Regions from separate parts of the Mus musculus genome. Here region 1 is linked to region 2. Evidence: chromatin loops called from intact Hi-C (ENCODE). Cell type or tissue: heart. All regions are shown on one strand. Links, peaks and the distances in the headings refer to the core of each region. The heading gives the core; the rest is flanking DNA. Region 1 holds the start of Ggps1 (geranylgeranyl diphosphate synthase 1). Region 2 holds the start of AW209491 (expressed sequence AW209491).

What was found. A loop is a pair of places that touch in the nucleus more often than their neighbours do. Peaks named below come from ENCODE experiments on the same cell type or tissue, not always from the same donor. Only the 100,000 strongest peaks of a DNase experiment are listed, where the experiment ranks them.
Region 1: a loop joins it to region 2, with 4 times the contacts of the local background. A loop is called at or near these places in 2 of 42 quality-filtered maps.

Annotation. Positions count from the first base shown.
Region 1 is chr13:14,061,448-14,066,816 of GRCm38, reverse strand. It overlaps Ggps1 (geranylgeranyl diphosphate synthase 1), which reads left to right and starts at 3,329. Exons shown (of 4, transcript NM_010282.3): 1 at 3,329-3,611. Arid4b (AT rich interactive domain 4B (RBP1-like)) reads right to left here and starts at 3,033. Exons shown (of 24, transcript NM_194262.2): 1 at 2,785-3,033; 2 at 1,938-1,992. The coding sequence starts at 1,943. In heart, for the core only: no CTCF peak of the experiment used is centred there; DNase peaks (open chromatin) are centred at 1,936, 2,096 and 3,306; H3K4me3 peaks cover 3,702 bases; H3K27ac peaks cover 2,760 bases.
Region 2 is chr13:14,626,933-14,632,301 of GRCm38, reverse strand. It overlaps AW209491 (expressed sequence AW209491), which reads right to left and starts at 2,044. Exons shown (of 2, transcript NM_134067.4): 1 at 1,938-2,044. In heart, for the core only: a CTCF peak has its summit at 2,175; a DNase peak (open chromatin) is centred at 2,051; H3K4me3 peaks cover 1,512 bases; H3K27ac peaks cover 1,247 bases.

The DNA of each region.
Region 1 (5,369 bases), core at 233-5,232, 570 kb after region 2:
GATTACCCCAAACTTCCTAAGCTAAAATTAGAAAGTTTCTTTATAAAGTTGAAAGTTTAACAACTGTTTTAAACATTACTAGTAAAAAGTACCTTTATATTAAAAGCAGTTACAGATACACACAAAAGTAGAATTTGTTTAAAACCATGAAACTTTTAAGGCTAAAGTTTCCAACATATTTATTTTTAATTGTTATTTTGATTATTTGTTGGGGACAACAGTTTCCTGTAGACTTGTTGCCCTCCAACTCAATATGTAGACCAGGCTAGCCTCTAACCCAGGCTGTCCTTGAACTACTGATCCTCCTTCCACCAATGGGAAGTGGAAACAGTCACGCACCCTCACACCTGACTTACCTACCTACTTCCTTCCTTCCTTTTTTTCTCTTCAAAAAGAAAAGTTTTTTTTACACAGAAAATGAAAATTAAGAAAAACAAAAACATATTGACATCTTCAACTCAGTACCTCCCTTTCAGACAAACATTTACTGAGAATTTAAGATGTGCCAGACATCACAACAGGAACTAACAGATTACAACATTTATTCCAAATGTATTCAGCTTCCAAATGTATTGTGCAGTATACATTTATCAGTTAACCTAAAGCTTTCCTCCAGTCATACCCAACAACAAGACAGATATATGCTTTCCCTAAAAACTTCACTTTGCCCTAAGACACTCACTTTTCACTATTTCATACAGGTTGTACATCTGTGACAAACAAAAAGGTTCCACCTCTCATACAACACTGGTTACATTTTCATTCATATGAAAGACAGGAACTTAGAAAATAAAAGCCAAGCCTCTACAGAGCCCCAAACTCAAAAAGAGGAAAAAAAAAAAAAAAAAAAAAAAAAAAAAAAAAAAAAAAACCTTTAAAAGGGTCTAAACTGCTTTGTACAAGAGACAAACACAAAGTGGCAACAGCATTTGTAGTCTACAAACAGAAGCTTTTGAAACTGTACCTGGATGCAGTCCTACAAAAGCAATCCTCACTGGATTAATTAAAATTTAAAAAAAAATTAATTAAATTAAAAAAAAAAAAGAATCCCAAAAGAACTGTCAAAAGTAGATGTCATTTACATTCTAACACTTCAATACACACGCTTTCCAAGCATATCTGAATTTGTAGTAGATTTTAAAGAAAAATTTTCCAGTATCAAAGTTCCAACAGTTAAATCTAGATATTTTCAGATACCTAAAGCTTTTCATACCAATATGAAAAAAAAAAAAAAACTAAAACAGCTGTGATTTATTCCATCAATACACAGACTACTTCTTAGACACATTTCTTAGAAGCTATTCTGTGGTCAACATGTTTACTTCAGTACAACCTGCCCATTACACACAACATATCTTAAAAGAGTCAACTCCAAGATCAGTACACCAACAGTGAGAAAAAGAAACCATACAGAAACCTAAGTCCCTAGAAATACAAGGCACAGCAGGCCAACTCGGGTTTCTTTAGGGAAGGAGCACCAAACTGCTTTAAACATCTTCAGTATTTTGCTTTCTGCTTAAAATTTACGGTCCCGGTCACATAATCAAATGACATTTCCTTTCATCATTGAACAGAGAGAGAGACCCACTACAGTTTCAATATTCAGGTTACTAGACCAGCTTTCCGTTTTACGATTTAAGACGCTTTAATGTGTGCAGTTGTTCCTTCGGCTCCATGCAAAAGGTGCTGTTCTGTTTGGGAAACCTGAACAGCTTGGGTGAGGTTATCTCCTAACTGACTCCATAACTTCGAAACACACAGCCTGTGGATGTTCGCTCCAGCTGACCCTGTCAGGGAAAGCTCCACACCGAGCCACTCCACACACACACACACACACACACACACACACACCTGCCTCTGCAAAACTCGCAGGCCTGCTACAGCCCCGACACTTCCTGAATTCGAAAGCCACTCAAACTGGCTAAGTGACGCCTTACCTTCATGGTGACTCTGGGGCCGCGATCCCCACGGCGACACCAGCTTCACCTGCACCTGGAGGGGAAACAAAGACACCGGGTCAGCACCACCGGCACCACCACCACCCCCGCCCCAGGCCGTAGGGGCGGGGGCGGCACCGAGCGGGGCCAGGAGCCCCGAGCAGGCACGCGCCATCCCACCGCCCCTACCGCCCCCACCGCCCGCCGCCCCATTGTCGCGACTCCACGGACTTTTCCCCCGTCCTCCACGATGACGCCATTTCTGTCAGAAGAAAACTCACAACAAGCCCAGGGTCCGGCGCGGCCTGAAGCGCGGCTGCGACCGTCCAAGCCTACGGAACCGCGATGCCCGGAGCCCCCGGACTGAGCCCTCGGTGAACCGGCGGGCCCTTGGGCTGCGGAGGCTCGGCCCCACAGCGTCCGCCCGCGTCCCGCCCGAGCCAAGGCCCACAAGTGGGAGCCGGGACCGGGCACCGAGGACATCCAGCTCCCAGCACGGCGGCCCGAGGCCGCCGGGCCCACGGTGCGGCCCGGGTAGGGCGGCTCCGGCTCGGCGCGGCGGGGGGCGGGGGTCCCAGGAGGCCGAGGCCCCGCTGCGAGCGCCGACTCAGCCCCGTTGCCATCTGCCCCGATGCGCGGCCCGGCCCGGAGCTTCCCCCATAGAAAAGAATGTCCCTACCTCGGGCACAGACGAGGTCTGAGCCCTGCGGCCAGAGCCCCCTGATCCGCCTCCCCCCACCCCCAACACCAGCAGGCCTGTGGGGAGAGAGAGCGAAGGAGCTGCGGGTCCGCCGGCGGCCGGGACTCCGGCTCCGACTCCTCCTCCTCCCGTGGCGGCGACTGGTACCTTTGTTTGGCGGCCGCTCCGGCTCCCTCGCGGGGGGAGGGGGGCGACAAAAAAATCCCTCTCGGACGGAGGTCCGGGCCCCGGTCTCACAGCCCTCCAGAGGAACACGGCGGCCGACCTTCAGCGGCTCCCTCCGGGCAGAAGTCCAGGCGGTGGCCGTCGCGGCGGCAAACTGCGGCTCGAGACTCTCCCTCCGCTCCAGCGCCCGAGCTCCTCACTCCGGACTCGACTGACGGGCAAACATCGCTTTCCCCCCTCTCTGGCCCCCCTGCCCCTTCTCCCCTCCCCTCGGCCCTTTGCCCCTCCCCTACCTCTTTCCCGGATGCCTCTCAGACGACCTAGGATTGGGTAGGATTCTTTGGAGCCCGCCTCTTCCAAGTTTCTATTGGTTTGAGCGATGCAAACAACGACGCCATTTACCCACCAGTTCTATGGAAACAGAAAGTTATCCCTCAATACTTTCTGGGAATTGTAGTCCAGTCTTCTAGGCCAATCGGTAAACTGACGGACATTAGAACTACCAAGACCGCAATGCCCACTTGCCTGCGTTCGACGAGAGAGGGGAGGGGAAGGAGGCGCGGCCATGAGGCAGAGGGGAGGTGGCATACGACGCCTGCGCAGTGTGATAGGGATGGCGTATTTTCTTGCACTGAGTGCTGCGGCGTCGCTGGCCGCTGAGGAGGGCAGAGATTTCTGTGTGAAATAGTGGGAGGGCTCCAAGGAAGCCTCTTGAAGAGCCGCAGTCAGAACAATAAATTGAGAAGTCGATGTGGGCACTGCTAGTCTCGTACCGGCGGCGGCTTCAAGTCTGAGATCATCGTGGAACCGTGAGCAACAGCGCGGTGGCAGGGGGGACCCGGATGGGGAGCGGGGGAGGGGGCGGTACGGAGGAGGAAGCAGTAAGGAGGGAGAGAGGACCCGGATGCTGACCCGGCTCGGAGTGACTGCCGGCCGGGTGCTGGGATGAGGGGAGGCAGAGGAGCTCGGAAAGAGTGGAAGGGCCACCGGTGCAGCGCAGGGAAGAAGCCCGCCTGCGAGCTTATTACAGCTATGCCTGTGTGGAGCCCTTTCTTTTCCTTCAGAGCCATCGCCCCCCGGGGCTTGGAGTCAAAGGTTCTTGCTATGCGCCTAACAGCTGAGCTCGGTGACCCATATCTGTGTCGCTAGTCTCAAGCCAGAGCCGGCCTATTTTAAAAAGAGAGAGAGATACTTTGCATGAAATTTTCAATATTGTATGAATGTTTGATGCTCAGAGTTCACCCTCTGAGATGTTAGAAGTCCTCATGTGGAAAGAGGGGATGTATAACTTCCTGAACGGAAGTCTAGTCAAAATGAAACCTGATAGGAGGACCTTTGGCTTCGAGAGGTATAGAAAGGTTTTCCTGAGAGTGTGAGAACTAAGCTTGACTCAAGAAGCCAGCCAGAGTTACTAAGGGAAGTCCCTAAAGGAAAGGAAACCTGTTTCAGGAAAAAGACTTCCCAGTAGGAAGAACTGAGGCCCAGAGAGGTGAGGTAGGAATTTTGATCCAGTACCCTGGAGACTGAAACAGGATGACCCTGTCTTCAAAAAAGGAAAAAAAAAAAAATTAAAAACAGTTTTTATCTGGTCCAATGGCCCAGTGAACAATAGGATATCTTGGATTCCTAACTTGAATTGCTAAAATGATAACGCACCCAAAAGAAGAGGAAATGCTTAGCATTGTGGTGGTGACAAGTGCTAAGACCAGCCTGATCTACAGTATGAGTTCCAGGCTAGCTTAGGCCACATAGACCCTGTCTCAAGAAAAAAGTATATAGAGGACAATTAGAGAGGCAGCTACAATTGCATTTCTACAGTGGAAACAATCTGTTTGCATAAATACTAATCTACTCTTTGAACAAATTGCTACGAGCTTTTCATTTTGAAAGTGGGAAAATGGTGTCAGATTCAGAGACATTCTGTAGTGACTCCATATAAAACTGAGCTTGTGCCCCTCAGCCATTATTACCTCTTAAATTTAAGTCTAGTACACGAGAAGCCGAAAAGTCTAACTGTGATAAATTGACAGTTGTGGATTTAAAAAAAAAAAAAATTTTTCAAGAGTGTATAGAACTCAAACTGCCTTAGGCTCTTAAGAAAAAAAATACCAAACATTGTTTCTCAGTATTCACAAACATTGAGTTCTCATGTTTACCCCTCCACTGATAATACTATGTGTAAATATTTTGGGGGAAAGAACATTAATGACTCACATGAGTATTGTTAATGTGAGTGAGCAAAGGGAAGAGTGTTTAATTCATCACTGGTAGAGAAATAGGAAAGATTAAGAAAACTTCAGAATTTAAAGGACTCTTAATTTCTGTGCAGACTGTCACTTGCTGTCGACTAAGAGGCAAATTCTTGAAAAGTGACCTCATTATTATAAGTTAGGTCAAATGTGTTTTCCAGGATGCAAACAAGATAGCAGCTGGCTTCTTGCTACCACTCTAGTTGAGAAGAGATGGCTGCTAGCCTTTGGACTTTACCCAAAACCAAAAAAAAAAAAAAAATTTTTTTTTTAACAATCTTCTTCCAGAATGATGTTACCAACATTATCTGCCTCCTT
Region 2 (5,369 bases), core at 77-5,076:
AATCCTTGGAGTTACAATTATGACTGGCCTGGCAAGACATGCCCATCAGTACAACAGCAGCACAAATACTATGGGAGTAACCAGCCACTTTACGGTTGGTATTAACATTTTGTCTAAGCTCCACCCCACAGTTACCTGGCTACAGCCAGATATGCCTGGCTCACTATAAAAGGAGCTGCTCGACCCCTCACTCTCTCTTGCTCTTGCCTTCTTGCTCTCCCTCTGTCATCTAGTCCCCCTCTCTCCCCATTCCTCTCCACGTGCTCATGGCCATCTTCTCCTCTCCTCCGCTCCCCTCCCTTCTCCTCCCCCCCCCCCGCCCCTTTTTCTGTCTCTCCTACCCTGTCAACTCCCCTCCCCATTCCCTGAATAAACTATTCTATACTATACTGTGGTCTTGTGGCTGGCCCCTCAGGGGGACCTCAGTATGGGCCCACGGAGGCATCCCCTTCCCCCATACTGACTACACATCCACCAAACATTCACACACACACACACACACACACACACACACACACACATATATATATATAGGATTTAAGTGCCACTCCATAGGATGAAACCCATACTTGGCATCATTATTAGGCTACGAACCTATGCTAGGGAAGTCATAGGCCCTAGGGGAAAACTTACCACTTTATGCTGCTAGATAGTGTAAACTGACTTATTATTATACCCATAAATGAATGTATTTTCAACCCTCATCTAAGAGGCTTCTATTGCAGTAGATAGTTATTAACACAGTTGTTAATACTCACAACTGGCCAAGGTGCAGAGACTAAAAGACTACATATAACTCTTATTCCTAAAAGGGACATATGTAACACTCATATGTTACTCTCACAAGGCTCAGGGATCATTGTGAAAGGAAAAAAGGTAAGACCTGCAATGAAACCTCCTCTGGACACAGCATGCACCAACCCTGCGCAAGCCTAAGCCAGCATGGCAACTGCTGGCAATTCTGAGCGGCTGGGAGAGGGAGAGACAGTTTTCTCTAGGAGTGTAGCCTCCCTCCCACCCTTCAGTGGAAGACCACACATCCTAGACTATTTGGGTAGTACAAAGCAGTCTTGAAGGAGGGGTGGAGTATGGGATTGGTTGAGTCATCCATGGTGGATATGAACCAAACACATGATATGAAATTCTCAAAGAACTGATTTTTTTAATGTAAAAACAACTGCTTAATATTAAAAATCCACAAACTGTCCAAACAAGAGGCTCTCCTAAACTAGTCATCCTAGGATCTCTCACCTCTTACTCCTTCAATAGATGATTTTTGTTTTCTTGGGGCTTGTTGGATTTTTTTGGGGGGGTGGTGGTGGAGGGGGGATTGTTGTTTGTGTTTTGAGACAGTGTTTCTCCACATAACCCTGCTTGTTCTGGAACTTAATATGTAGACCAGGCTGGCCTTGAGCTCACAGAAATCCACCTTTCTCTGCCTCCCAAATACTGGGATTAAAGGTGTGCGCTGCCACTCCCGGATACAGTCTTTTAAGGAGTTGCCTCTTGATTTCCACAGGGTTTAGAATATCAAGCAATCAAGACTGTCTGATTTCTGCATGTGATGTCAACTTAGCAATGTTTCAATAGAACAAAGGGGATAACCAACTGGCCTCCTGTTCCCATTCTGAAGGAAAAGATGGAAGGACCCAGAACACCACACCAGGTGGCCAGCCTGGCTGTTGGACTATGACAAGGTGCGAGAGCCTGGGGTGAAGTGTTTCTGCGTGAGTGTGGTTCCCATTCTGGTATGTCCACCTGCACCGCTGGGCCTGATCCAACAAGTCCGGATCAAACAGGCTCCAGCTGGCCTAGTGCTTAGAGGCCAGAGTAGGGAAGACGCAGTACTGACCCTTCCTGCCCCGAGACCCGGCCCATGCCCTCCCTCTCCACCTCCCTCTATTCCCCACTCACTCCCTTGGTCCCCGGATCCTCACCAGCAGCGCCAGACACCATGCGCACATGGCGAGGGAACACAGAGGCAGTCTGCAGAGACAGCTCACCAGTCAGTCCTCACCTTGTTCTGCTGAGAGGCACTCCGCCTGCCGAGTCCCGCCTCTGGCATTACGTGGTTCCGGCCCGGTGAGCTTGAGCTTGAGTCCCAGGCGGCACCGCAGCGACCATATTTGTTGAGGGCAACCGGCTTCTGCTACCAAAGCGACGGAAACCTGAGCTCCCAGCCAGCAGGGGCGGGTCAAGGGTTGGGTCTCAATCTCACTGAGTCCTGAATGCTAAAACTTATTTGGGTCTCAGATTTGGATATTTTTAGCAAAATAAAAATCGAGAACCATGAGGTTCCAAACGCCACTCGGAAGCATTTTTAGTTGCATCATCCTGGCCTTTACATAGAAGGAACCTTTAAATGTGCTGTCCTTCCGAACAGGGCAGAGAACTGCATAGCTTCAGGGGCTGTGGATATTTAGTTCAAAGTTATCCGAGGTGAGGGGGAGTTTGAGAAAGCAAAACTAATTTTAAGTATTTTTTTAAGTATTATTTTAAGTATTAGATTTCAATTGTGTTTTCCTTGTCCCAAGTACTACTTTAAGGATAGAAGTAACTCAGATCAGACACACTACCAAAATCTTAAGACAGGAGCAATATCTCATTCGGTGCTTTAAATATACTAAAAAAAAAAAAAAAAAAAAAAAAAAAAAGCTCTGTAGCCAGCGCTATTCCAAATACATTACACACGAATTTATTTAGTTCTAAACTAAAGGGTAAATAGATGTATTTTGCCCCTGAGGCACAAACAACGCTGTAAATGCCTTCAGCAAAGCCTGCCAGGGTTTATCAAGCACAAATTCCAGAGGGCTTTGGAACTTCAGGTGTGTCTAAATGGGGGGGGGGGGGGGGGGCAAGAATTAAAACCATTCTTTAAAAAGACTCCATTAATAACATACCAGAGTTCTTTCTCCCATCCAGGGCAGCCAGCCCATTCCTCCCTCAGAAATAAGTTTATTGTGATGTAAGTAAACAGGTGTCAAGATAGAAAGAAGCCCAACAAAAAATAGGCACCATTAGAAAATGGGAAATTTTCCTGATTAAATGTTGCCCCTAGCCTCCTTGCTCCTCCAATGCTCCCACCCCCTACACCTTTTCCCTTCAAACAGTAAATACGTAAAAACTTCCAAAGAAATCTGACAATCACAATCTACAAGAAGACTCATTCACAAACTCAACACTCCCCAACCTTCTCCGGCTTGGATTTGGAGGACAGAGAAGGCACATACAACAGCACGTTTCCTTAAGAAGTACCTTGTAACTGGAACCTTCAGCTACCTGATTACTTTGGCCCTCAAATAAGCTTCTCTTCATTTAAGGGCTGAAGGCACAGATAGGAAACAGCTCTTCGAAGTAAAGGCATATTCTAAACATCAGTGGACTAGAAAGTACAGTAAGGAATTGAAACACAGCAAAGAGCAAGAATCAGATATTCAGTTAACAGAAATTTTAGGTCCATAATCAAGAAAAGTAAAAGGAAAAATGTAAATATACTAAAAAATTTACAAAAAAAATTTTAATAAGGACCTACTTGGGCATTCGGTCTAATAACCATTAAGAAACTTATCAAATGTCCTTCCTTTGGCAGCACATTTTAAACTAAAACCCAAGTGATCCAGAGAACATTAACATGGCCCCTACAAGAGGATGGCACACACATTTGGGAAGTAAAAACTCATCAAAAGGCAAATAATTGTGGAACAAAAGACAATCCCAAAGGCCACAGAGAGGGAAGTATTTTGTCACAGACACAAACTATAGCTAATAAAGGGGCCATTGCACTGGTTGCCAGGAACTTAAAATTCTAATCCTAGAGAAGTACCGACCCCTCCCACTGAGTATGTTTTTACTCTTCTTTACATCGAGGCAAAGGTTAGGGCTGGAGAGTTGAAAAGCTTGGAAACTGACTGGAAAGCAGGTGAGCTTAAGTACCAAGAGTCAGGAACTCCTGTGTATGACAATCAACTGAAAATGCAAAAAATGGTAAAAGAGCTCAGTGCTCCATTAAAAAGCAGAATCTTCCTCACTCTTCCCTTCTACTTCCCCTTCCCCAGTATATGTAAACGTCAAGAACAGTCACGTTGCTCAGCTAGTAACTTTGCAAAGCAAGATTTATGGTAAGGAATTTGCTGCCAAAGCTTTCCAGATACAACCAAATGTTGGGAGAAGCTATGAACACTGGGAACACTATAATACACAAGATGAAAAGAAACTAACATCCAGAAGCCTAAATGATTTAAGAATGTTTCGGTGTACAATGAGCCCCTACATCAACGAATGAGTTTCTGAAGCAACTAGAACAAAAGGGGAACAGATGAGTTTCAAGGTCAATGAAGAGTTCTGTTCAGCCTTGTGAACAAAGGGGATGGGGTTGCAGGCAGCTTTCCATTTGCGGAGGCAGAATATAGCTGACCCTGAATCTAATGTTTCCTTCCGCTGCACTATCTGCACTTTCCTCGTCTTAAATTTATATACCTCTACTTTCCTCTTTGATTGATACATGTTGACATTCTTCTGGGGTTCTTGTTTTGAGAGCCAGTGTTTCTTCTATGTAGCCCTTGTTGTCCTGGAACTCTGCAGATCAGGCTGGCACTGACTTCAGATCCACTTACCTGTTTCTCAAGTGCTGGAAATAAAGGCTTGTGCAACCACCACTCAGCATTCTGTTGTGTTTTGTTTTTTTTAATATTGGACATCAGGTTTAAACAAATTAAACAGCAGCTAACAGAAATCCTACCTTTCCAACAATATCAAATTTACTTACACACACACACACACACACTCACCAATGTAAGGGAGAAACCTTTTAATTTAGTGGTTGTCAGTCTTCCTAATTATTTTTGTTGCTACCTTAGCTGTATTTTTTTTTAAATACTGCATTGGTTTTTTTTTAAGATTTATTTTATTTATTCGAGTACACTGTAGCTGCCTTCAAACACACCAGAAGAGGGCATCAGATTCCATTACAGATAATTGTGAGCCACCATGTGGTTGCTGGGATTTGAACTCATGACCACTGAAAGAACAGTCAGAGCTCTTAACCGCTGAGCCATCTCTCCAGCCCCAACTTTAATTTTGCTGTTGTGAATCATAATGTAAATATGTTTTCCCAAAACTCAGAAGACCCCTATGAAAGAGTCATTTAAATTCCCAAGGGGGTTGCAACCTACAGATTGAAAACCACTGTTCTAATTTCTTTGCAGTCAGATAATTAAAAACAAAAAACAAAAAAAACCAACAACAAAAAAAAAAACCCGAAAAAAAACCAAACAAAGCCTTATGATTAATACTGTGCTGGACTCAAATACATCAAGGCGAATCTAGAGAGATTATTAATAATACTCAAGACCTTTAGTAATTTTTTTAAT